Linked DNA regions of Mus musculus: region 2 is linked to region 1. Evidence: chromatin loops called from intact Hi-C (ENCODE). Cell type or tissue: heart. All regions are shown on one strand. Each heading gives the region's core, and the rest is flanking DNA. Links, peaks and the distances in the headings are about the cores only. Region 1 overlaps Gm13387 (predicted gene 13387). Region 2 overlaps Slc34a3 (solute carrier family 34 (sodium phosphate), member 3).

Region 1 (5,367 bases), core at 192-5,191:
AGCTCCCCAAGGCTGTTGGGGTCACACTCTGGAGCTCCTGTCAGCCCACCAAGAGGACTCTCCATGCCTCTCATAGCCTTCAGGAAAGGGGGCTGGGACACTTTTTCTGCCTCTTGGTGTGTGTGTTCAGTAGGACAGGCAGAAGCCAGAAAGAGGCTGTTTGTAGTCCCATATAGGGCTGTATGGGGCTGTGGGCCTTCCAGAGTTAGGGCCTCAGAGACTGGGCTCAGAAGCCCCTCATAGTACTTTATCTGAGAAAAGGTATCAAAGTGTAGATCCCACCCCAATGTCACTCCCCAGAACTCTGTTCATTGCATGCCCAGAGGAGCCCTTCTGAGATTGCCTCCTAGCCCCTCTCAGCTCTGGCGGGCCAATCTTGCCGATGAGCTCCAGCAAGACTGTGTAGCACGTGGCAAACATCCCTAAGCTGGCAGGCCACTCTCCTGCCCTTTGTCCATTTGTCAGTTGATCAATCTGTCTGTTTGCTGAGTATGTAGGCAGGCACCCCAGACAGAAACACTTAAATGGCTGAGACCGCTCAGCCTGTGCTGCCCGGATACCCTAGGGCAGGAGTCTCCGGAGGAGAACTTGTGTGCTGTTGGCATTATAGTTTCTGGGTTAACTTTGCTAGCACTGACATCTTTGGTGCAGGCCCAGAAGGTTGTAAGAGTCTAGTCCTAAAGTTCTGTATTCAGAGTCCCAGACCCAGCTAGGAGGCCCAGGCTGTGACCAGATCTGCATGAGGTGCCTGGAGAAGGAGGGGCTTCCAGTCACTGCACAACTAGAGTTCTGTCATGCAGCCTAAGAGATACAGACCCCAGCTCATGGCTAGAGGATGCCTCAAGTGGACTCTGGCCCACACATGCCTGCTGAACTCAATGAGGCCATCACTCATTCCAGCATCATGACTTCCACCCTGTTGCCATTGAGAGTCAAAGATGAGCACTCGTTAGGGACAGAACAGTGCTCTGGAGGCCTCCACTCCTACAGCTGTGATTTAGGTATTTGTCACCAGAAGCCAGCCACCTAAGCCCCGTAGACCTTGGTTGGCCCTGGGAGAAGGCCATGTGTCAGCAGTACCACGACTCACATAGCTTCATTTCCTGTCACACCTGCCTCTCAAAACTATTGAGGGGCACGGAGAAACCAAGATGGCCACACAGCCAGGAACAATGTGGGGTTGGGCATTGACATGCCCCCCCCCACACCCCCCGCCCGTTCTTAAGGCTGAATGGCGGCTGTGCCTGGAGAGAGTGCTGCGAGGCAGAAGGCAAGCTAGTGTTTCAGCGTCTTCTGTTACACTGAAGCTTTTCAAAGAGTGTCTGGGGCTGCTGAATGTGCCTCTCTTGCTCTCCAAGGCAGACATTCTACACAAAGGGGGCTCTTGTCCTGCACAGGCCCCTTCTGGGAAGAAAAGCCATTGTCCAGGACAGGGCCGCCCAGCAGGCGGTGCATGCTCCACTGCCCACCACCGCGCCCGTCCAAAGGGGCCTCATTCAAGCTTGTCTGCCTGGATTAGCAAGGACTCACGACTCAATGTGCTGCGATATTTCATGTCGAGGGCAGCGGCTGGCTCTGGGCAGAATCAATGCCTGCTTTTGTCTGCCGAGTTATTTTATTTACATTTTTAAAACAGCTTATCAAGGTAAAAAGATAGCTTTGCAAAAAAAAAAAAAAAAAAAAAAAAAGTGTTTGGCTTCAGGCCAGCACAGAGGTAGGAGTACGGGCTGGCACTGGGGTCCTAGGCCAGCCATGCAGTCTGGTCCTAAGCCAGCCTGGGCACCTGCCCAGCCCTCCTGCAGTTCAGGGGAGTGGGGGAGCAGGGGAAACTTATACTTCCAGAAGCCACAACCCTAGCCCCTCTGGATTTCTTGATTGTTTTCCTGAGGTTCCCTCCCGGCTACTCTGACCCAGCTGGCTGTACAGCTCTGAGTGTCCCACCTGGGCAGCAGAGGGTCAGGAAAGGGGTCCTATTACCTCCATCTGTTTTCAGCCTAGTCCTGACCTCTCCCTCCTGTGGAACCGTATCCAAGCCTTTGTACTGGACAGGCAGGGATCTTCACTGAGAGCCTGGGCTTGCCAGGTCACCCATGCACTGGTCTATCATGATCTCAGAGAAGATTCAGCAGAAATGGCCAGAGACCCATCCTAGGCTGGTCTGACCAAAATAATAGGCCACAAAGATCCCTGAAGCTCAAGCTAGGCCAAAGCCAGGGCCCTTCCTGGAGGAGGTGGCTCTGGGTTCTGCTGCCTCCCCTCACCCAGCAAGGGCAGCTGACAGTAGCTAAATAGGAGTGGGACGGCGTCTCTCTTGCCCTAGCCCCTGCCCAGGTAGGCTATGAAAATAAAACAAACAAACAAACAAACCTCTTCCAAAACACCCCACTGCCTCTACAGATCCACACTGTGGATAATGGGACTTCGAACCTAGGAGTGCTGGCTGCACACCAGGCCACCTGGCCACTAGAGGGCAGCCTAGGTGCGTGGGGAGAGCCTGCCTGGCATATATAAACTAGCCTAGTGACCCCATATAGAAAGCATAACCGTGCACCTCTAGCTCCCAGAATGCTCCTGGTCAGCCCATCTACCTAACAGATGAGGCTTGAGCCTCCACACTTAAGAAGCACAGCCCACCCTGAGACAAGCCTCCCAGTCAGGGGGTTTGGGTCCCATTAAGAGCCGGGCTTAGGGAAGACTGACCATCTGGAACATCGCTAGGACACTAACAATGCAGTTGAAGTTGTGGGAAGCCCCAGACCCTTCACCCACTGCCCCTCACCATCTCACTCAGACTTCCTTCTCCCCGAGCCACTTGGCAGAGAGTCTGAACCCACAGTCGGAAGAGAATAGCCCAGTCCTTGGCTCCCCTGTCTCTGATGAAGCCAGGTCAGGCCCAGGGGAGGGAGGGGCCTTAGGGGACTCTGAGTGGGCCTGATCCTAACATGATGTGTGTATGGGGTGCTGCACATCCCTAGTTTCCCTGGATCCTGCAGCTTCTGGAGGATCTGTGACCCAGAAGGCCCTTGTGTGAAGCTGTAGGTATCTCCTGGTGATCACGTTCCGTCCTCCTCTAAGCCCTGCATGCAGATCCTAAGACTATCCTCATATTCTGTATTTCTCTTCAAACCATGCATACCTTCCCCCTGCCCTGAGATCATCCCACGCTCTGTGCCCCATGGGACCTGGTGAGGCCAAGCCCCCTGGATAAGAGCCAGCTATGGAGGCATTGGGTCAGCACAGGGAAAGCCCAGCCCGGACCCCTTGGGCTAGATGCCGCCAAGCCTTTCCCAGGCTGCTATTTTGGGCTCTCTGAGACTTGGGGGTGGGGTGCCAGATAGCTTTGCTGCTGCTCATGCTGGTTATTTTTGCTCATAATGGGAGTACGATATATGGAAATTATTAATAGCCTCCCCGGCTACGGTACGTGCTGGTACTCAGGGCCAGCGTGTGCTCTGTCCCGCGGTGGGAAGGTCTCGCTGCACAGCAGGTTTGGGGGAATTGCCTCTCAGCTACACCCAATCCCCATCAAATGCTTCCCAGGCTGCGAGTACCATTACCTACAAAGAAGTTGGTCTGGTTATCTCAAATAACCATGGCAACCTGGGGACAGATCTGACCACAGGTCTTTACATTTGAACTTCCTTCTACTTCCCAACTCCTTGGAGCTGGATGAGAGTCTAAGGGTGCCCAGTCTCTTTAGATAAAGCTCTGAGGGATTACAGGAAGTTGCTGTGGGCCCCCAGATCTCCAAGGCATGCGGTGCACCTTACCCCTCTGCTGCATGCTGGACTGGCTATGTTGACCTTCTAGACCTGTAGAAGCTCCTGCGAGAGATGGGGCCACTGTGCATAGGTCACTGTTGATCTCTTGTCCCAACTGCCTGACCCTTGCAAGCCCTGAGCCGAATTCTGGGGAACTGGGGTAACAGATGAGTTCTCCTGCCATCTCCTCCACCCCTCAGAGACTAGATTATACTGTAAAACATGAATTCCCAGGGTCTCAGCCCAGCAACTACACTGCTGGACATAGGAAGCTCCTGAGTATGTCTGTAGTGACCAGCGACGGTAGAGATGATAGGAGCCTTTCTGTAGCACTGTGCCCCGCTCCCGAGCACGTGCAAGCACTATGTGTTGCCAGGCAATTGTGTAGGGCATGAAGTTGAAGCTGCAGCCCGGGCTGGTTATTGAAAAGGTAAAAATGTCTTTCTCATGCAAATCATTTAGGTTCAAACTTGGATAAAGCTCAGGTCTCCAGAAACAGAGCTTGGTGGGGGGTGGGGAGAGTCTCTCACCACCAAGCTCTAGGCTGCCGCCAAGACCGAGAAACGGGAGGGCAGAGCCCAGGAGGAGGCCGAGAAGTACCAGCCAATGCACTGATCGAGGCCTGCAACATAGTGTGCAGAGGCCACTAAGCTGACTTCCTGTTGTAGGGAAGCCACAACCAGACACAGCAGTGCTGGTCACCTAGAGCCTGAAATTTAGCTGGGCATGGTGATGTACAACTTTAATCCCAGCACTTGGGAGGCAGAGGCAGGTGGGTCTCTGAGTTCAAGGCCAGCCTAGCCTAAAGATCCAGTTCCAGGACAGCCTGGGCTGCACAGAGAAACCCTGTGTGTGTGTGTGCACATGGCTGCTGCTGAGATTTTAAGTGAGGTGGGCTGGGCTTAAGATTGCTCAGTCCAGACCTGCAGACACCTTGGGGCAGATGATGTAGTCTTGAAAGCCATTAGGCCATGCCCACCAGCACACACCCACAGTAGCTCTGAGGGCATGGCAGTGCTATGGGAGGCTGAGGGCATCCAACAGGGCGTATCCAGAATGTGAGATCTAGGCCCGAAGGCTGGGGCTCTGTCCCTTGTGAACTGAGTAGCCTGGCAAATGTATGTGTCACATCTGTGAGGGGAAAGGTGTACTGGCAGTCAAGGAATACCACAAAGTCACACTGCACAACAAACCTCACTCAAGACATTTATTGGGAGGGAAAATAATGGCTGGAGGGTGGCTGCCTCTGCTTGGGTGAGAAGCAGCAGAGACCTGGGCAGAAGACAGGATTTGGGGGCGGGGGGGGGGGTGTTCAGGGTGGAGATTTCTAGGGTGAAGATTGGTGGGATTTCAAGTCCAGAACTTGGGCCGAGACCAGGGATTGGTGGGATTTCAAGTCCAGAACTTGGGCCGAGACCAGGGATTGGTGGGATTTCAAGTCCAGAACTTTGTCTTTTTACTTTCTAGGGTGGAGGCTGAGTCTAGCAGTTAGGCCAGTTAGAGTGTTCTGGAGGTTGGAGATCCTCACGAGAGGAGCCTGCCCACTGATGTGCCTCAAAGGCTTTACACTGTCTCCATGGTCTGAAGGAAGCAAACAGGACCCCTC
Region 2 (5,367 bases), core at 135-5,134, 100 kb after region 1:
AACAATCCTTTTTCTCCATTTGCTCCCCCCACCTTGGCATTTTGATCCCCAATATCTTTCTGCCCACAAAATGGTCTAGTTGGTAATTTCTCTACGCCATTGCTTATGAGACAGAGTCGTCTGGCCTGTAACCTGGAATTCTGCCTTAGCCTCCAGAATGCAAGGACTACAGTTCTTAGTCTTCATGTCTGATGTGTAACTTTTTAAAGGAATATTATACAATGGGTCTGTCTCAGTCTAGCCACTTCTGGCTTTTGGAATGAACTACCTTCAAAACTAAGGGTGTTAGGCAATCCCTGTTGGTTGTGGTATCCAAGTACCTACCAACCATGTCACAGGAAAAAACCCCACCAGGACAAGCAGAGTCCTGTATCCTGAGCAGTGGCATTCTGTCGCTATATACAAAATGCAGTCCTGCCGGGCAGTGGTGGCGCATGCCTTTAATCCCAGCACTCGGAGGCAGAAGCAGGTGGATTTCTGAGTTTGGGACCAACCTCGTCTACAGAGTGAGTTCCAGGACAGCCAGGGCTACACAGAGAAACCCTGTCTCAAAAAAACAAAAACAAAAACAAAAACAAAAAAAAAAAAACCGCAGTCCTAGTGTTCATATTTACTATACTGACCAGGATCTCCAGAAAGATCTGACTGTCTTGTCCTTTCCCAGAAGGGTAGATCAGGAAGGGGGGGCTGAGTTCTGTGACCACACTGACAGGACCCATACATACCTCAGGAGGTTTAAATGTATGTAAGGTACCAGGTCACTTTTTGGCATGCTGAAGGTTATCTCAGTACCTAGAAATATCTTCTGAGTTAAAGATCCTGGACTCTACAGAGTAGCTTAGGTGCCAAGATGTCAACTATTAGAATCTCATAGCACACACCTGAGAAGGAAGCAGAAGTTCGGTATTTTAACACAAAGAGCTTCCTGGGTGTCTTGGAGATGTTTGGGTCCCAAGCTGGGCAGTAAATACAAACAACATAGCAAAAGCCCACCAAGGACAGTGGCTGCCCACAGCTGGCAGGGGAAGACACTCTAGGTCTTTACTATGAATCAAGAGTTCCCCTGTGCCAGTAGGCAAAGGAGACCCAGTATATCAAGAGGTCCTGGAACCTATAGCATGAGAGGGTGTGCATAGAGCTGGCCAGAGGAGCAGAGAAGCAAGGCAGAACGGGCTGTGGGAGCATCGGGTGCCTGCCCTCCCAGCCCAGTCTGCAGCTGTTGGAGGCCGCACAAGGAAGGCTCTGTTTACTGGTGGCCATGGTCCCACTGGGAGGGTGCATTACTGCCAGGCAGGAGCAGCAGGCAGACAGTCTCTGTGGCCTTAAAGGACCCTGTAGTCAGCTTTTGTGAAAGGCCTCCCCTCACCCCGGAAGGAGAGGTGCCAAGGTGCTTCCCCTGTGGACTAGGTCTCACTGACTCCCACAGTGGGTCTTCCAGAGACGCAGCCTGGCTCTGCCCCTCCTCTAGAACATCAGAGAACACCATGAGGCTGTGTAAAAGCCTTCAGTGGGTCACAAGAGTGAGTGAACTAGGGCTGCAGTGCACAGACCTGGCTCTGTCCCTGCTGGAGCTCATCTCTGCAAGTCCTCTACTCTTAGTGGACGCAATAAATTCTAGTCCTAGGAAGCCTAGGAGCTGGGGGTAGGAAATGGAACAGAACCTGGGTGACAGTAAAGGCTAAGGACAAAGAGGGCCTGGAAGGACCATGGAGGCATCTACAATGTGTGTGTGTGTGGTGGTGGTGGGGTGTCGAGGGGAATACAAAAGGACGTAGCTCAGTGGTTATGAGCTCTTGTTACTCTGGCAGAAGTCTTGGTGGTCCACAACCTTCCCTCTGTCTGGGTGATCTGACACCTTCTGACCTCCAATGTCACTAGGCACAAGTGCTACACATACATAAAATGCAGCCAAAAAAACCACTCATACATGTAAATCTAAAGTAATTTAAAACAAAACAACACACACCCCAATAAGGATAGAACCCTTGGGCAATAAATGGATGGCTCTCCGGGCTCTCCCTGACGCCATACCTGTTGACTCAGAGTCTAGCTAGGTGAACCTGGAGGTTGGGGGGGGGGGTGCAAGGAAAAGTTTAGGCCAAGAAAATTCACACCAGTGTGTCCTGTTGGCCACATGTGGGCAAGAATAGTTATAAAGAGCCAACTCAAACTCCTGAACTTAAAACATTGAAAGCTTTATTTGTTTGTTGTAACTCAACTGCATAGTTCTGGACCATGAGCTTTGCAGATGACAACATTGTGTTTCAATGTCAAATGCCTGAAAACTGTAATGGACAGACCAAGAGGGATCCCTGTCAGCTCCTCTGTGGGTCCAATTGCTATAACCTGTGCCTGAGTTTCTGGTTGCTTTCTTTTCGGTGGTGTGGTGTGGGAGGGGTGGGATTCAGTCTGTGAACAGCCTGAAGCTGTAGGAGGTGGGGAGAGGTCTTCACCTCTTCTCTGGTGTCCAGTTACCTGTTGGCTGTAGGACAAACCTTTCAGTTTGAAAAACAGACCATCTGGCAGGAGGCGAGAAGGAGGAGGGCAGGAGCTCCAAACAGGGCCCCACCCTCTCCCAAGTCCTTTCTTAGCCACCTAGGCAAAGAAAATGGTGTCTAGGCCTTATATCCTTTCACCTAGATGGGCAAGTCCTAGGAGGCTACCTGGACAAGTCTGGGCATCAAGGTGGCAGAGGTAGGGTGCCTAGTCCAAACCCACTGTTTAAGATCCCGGCAGGAGGAAGGGTGCCCCCTAGTGGCTAGGGAGACCATGCCTGATGAAGCTTGCCGGCAGATGGCAAAGTCAGCCTCTTGCACAACTCATATACTCATAAAAGTCATATACTTAACTGCAGCTCTCACACCCATTGCTGGCGGATCTCAGGCTCCCTCTCGATGTGAGTGAACTTGGGCTCTCTGCCCTGCCCAGCCTTTCCAGGCAGCTCTTCCGGAAGGGCTCCTGTAAACCGGTTGTCACCAGCCACTACAGAAATAAACAAGCTGCAGGCTTGGGGGTGGGTGTGTGTGGGGGAAGCACTACCCTAATCTCTAGTCTCCACTAGGGGCAGCATGGCACTGCTTGGCCATCTCCACTCAGCGGCAGGACAGGCAACCCCATCTAGGAGAGAAAGCCAACACTCCTCAATAGTAACCTCGTTTATTTGAAAAGGAGAGGATATAAGAGACTAAAACATCCGTGTGGAGCCCTGCTCCTCTGTCTTAGCGAGGACTGGCAGGCGGTCTCTCCCGCCTCCAATGCCCTGAAGCTAGTGGAGCTGGCTATGGTACCCACTTTTCACAACTGCTGAGAAGCTATGACTTGTGGGTTCTCATAGCAGTGAGCCACTTTGCTGGTCATAGGAGAGTTGCTGCAGGCCCTGCAGGGGCAACAAGCAGTCACCAGGCGGTCCCAGGGCTCCAGAGAATGGAGCCAGAGTGGCAGCCAGGCCCAGGATTGAAGACAGCGGGGCAGCCAAGATGGTCGGTGTTGTTGCAGGACATTAACCAGGATGATAAGGAGCACCAGCCCCACCAGAGGACCCCCTACTGCAGCCAGCACTGTGCCCCCTGCCAGGGAAAGTCCAAAGGCTGCTAGGGGTAGCAGCAGGAAGGTTAATAGTAGGTAGACAATGGCCACCCAGCGATACTGGGCAGTCAGGTTTCCAAAGCGCTTGGCCAGTGGAATTGGCAGTCTCAAGACAGGCACCAGGTACCACAGCAGTATGCCAGCCAGGTTGAAGAAGAAGTGGATGAGAGCAACCTGGTAGGCAGGAAAGACAAGAAGGCATAAGGAGCTTGGACTACCTGGGCTCTGGGCTCTTTAGAAACTATGCCTTTCCTACTCTGGTCAAGTCTGAAGCTTGTCCGCTGTGTCCTGCTGAGTGATTCAGACAGATCACTTAGTACAGCAGCATCTAGCCAGGGTAGGCTCATATTCACCATATTCCTCCTGCCCGTGTTTTAGGAGATAGGGGTCTATGTCAGCACCTGTGTGTGGTAACAAAACCCTGCTGCTATCAGAGACGGTGGGAGGTTGGTAGGAAACACGACATATGGCCTTTCTGTAAATGAGCACAATCCAGGGGGCTTGGAGAGGATGGTACAGGCTCAGGAGGGTCTAAGTGACAAGGATAATACAGAGGCAGATACAAGGATGCAAGTGGGACGCAGGGAGAGCTAGGCTCAGTTTTCCCTATAGCAGCAGCCAGTGCAATCCAAGATTTCAGAACCTGATCCTGTCCCAGGCAGAGGGAATCTAGAGTGGGGGCAGTGGACCAAAGACTAGGTGATTTAGAGAGTCTGAGCTTGAAAAGGATTGAGGCCCAGAGCTGGGAGGTCTGGGAGAGACAACTTAGAGGCAGAACTGTATCTCAGTTCCGGCAGGATGATGAAGCTAGCACAGTTGAGCTGGAGCATCCCCAGAACAGAGTCTGGGAAGTCAAGAGCTTGGTACATGGTGAAACGGGAATTTGGGAAGAATCATATTGCAGGTATGGACCAGATAACCATACTTGGATACCCCAGGGGGACACAGTGAAGAGTCCAGAATGGAGGGGCCAGAGGAGCAGGGGTCCTTCGGGGAATCTGTGGGACTGCCAATGATAGACGGACAAAGGGCATGAGATGACCACAGGTCATTTTGGGAAAACAATCCTGGAAAGGAAGAACTGAGGCTCGGGCTGTGGGGTCCTGCAATGTCCCCCTGGGACTGAGAGGTAGAGCTGCAGGCCTGTGGTCAGTCAGTGGAGCCCAGGGAGAGCTAGGGATGTAGCCAGCCTGGGCTGTGCTGTGAAAAGGGAAATAGTTGAGGCCAGTACCTGAACTGCGAAGATTAACATGTCTGCAGGGCTGGCTAAGGCAGCCAGCAGGGCTGTGGTGGTGGTGCCGATGTTGGAACCCAAGAAGAGGGGGTAGGCCCGTTCCAGGTCAATCACCCCAACCCCTGGAGGAATGAAGGGTTACTAGGAGGCCCAGCTCATCTCCCCCAACCCCAAGCCCACTGCCCACCTTGGCTCACCCATGAGAGGCACGATGGCTGCTGTGAAGACACTACTGCTCTGAAGCAAGAAGGTTAGGCCTGCGCCAACGAGGATAGCCAAGTAGCCGCTGAGCCAGCCAAAGGGGAAGGGAAAATCTGCAGGTGTGCATGGTGGGGTGCTGGGTCATTCTTAAATCCCTGCCTGGTCTTCCAGCCCAGGCCCAGGGCACCCTTGCACCCACCTGCATTGATAACAGTCTTCACAGCCTGTGCGATGCGGCCCTTCAACACAGAGTTGAGCAGTTTAACGATGAGGACCAGACAGACACAGAGCACCAGCAGCGAGCCCGCCAGCAGGATGAAGCCCACAGCCAAGTCTGTGAGTTTTGA

Evidence for each region. Peaks named below come from ENCODE experiments on the same cell type or tissue, not always from the same donor. Only the 100,000 strongest peaks of a DNase experiment are listed, where the experiment ranks them.
Region 2: it touches region 1 in a loop (4-fold over the local background); 1 of 42 quality-filtered maps calls a loop at or near these places.

The regions. Positions count from the first base shown.
Region 1 is chr2:25,124,928-25,130,294 of GRCm38, forward strand. All of the region lies in intron 2 of Gm13387 (predicted gene 13387), which reads right to left. Among named protein-coding and RNA genes, the nearest start is that of Gm13387, 18 kb to the right of the region's middle. RefSeq lists an enhancer at 1-3,163. In heart, for the core only: a CTCF peak has its summit at 2,453 (motif pointing right); DNase peaks (open chromatin) are centred at 2,484 and 3,304; H3K27ac peaks cover 4,173 bases.
Region 2 is chr2:25,225,757-25,231,123 of GRCm38, forward strand. It overlaps Slc34a3 (solute carrier family 34 (sodium phosphate), member 3), which reads right to left. Exons shown (of 13, transcript NM_080854.3): 10 at 5,220-5,367; 11 at 5,017-5,133; 12 at 4,817-4,941; 13 at 3,141-3,759. The coding sequence ends at 3,295. Among named protein-coding and RNA genes, the nearest start is that of Tubb4b, 3.7 kb to the left of the region's middle. In heart, for the core only: a CTCF peak has its summit at 2,948; DNase peaks (open chromatin) are centred at 1,385, 2,985, 3,575, 4,025 and 2 weaker places; H3K4me3 peaks cover 673 bases; H3K27ac peaks cover 2,454 bases; H3K27me3 peaks cover 1,251 bases.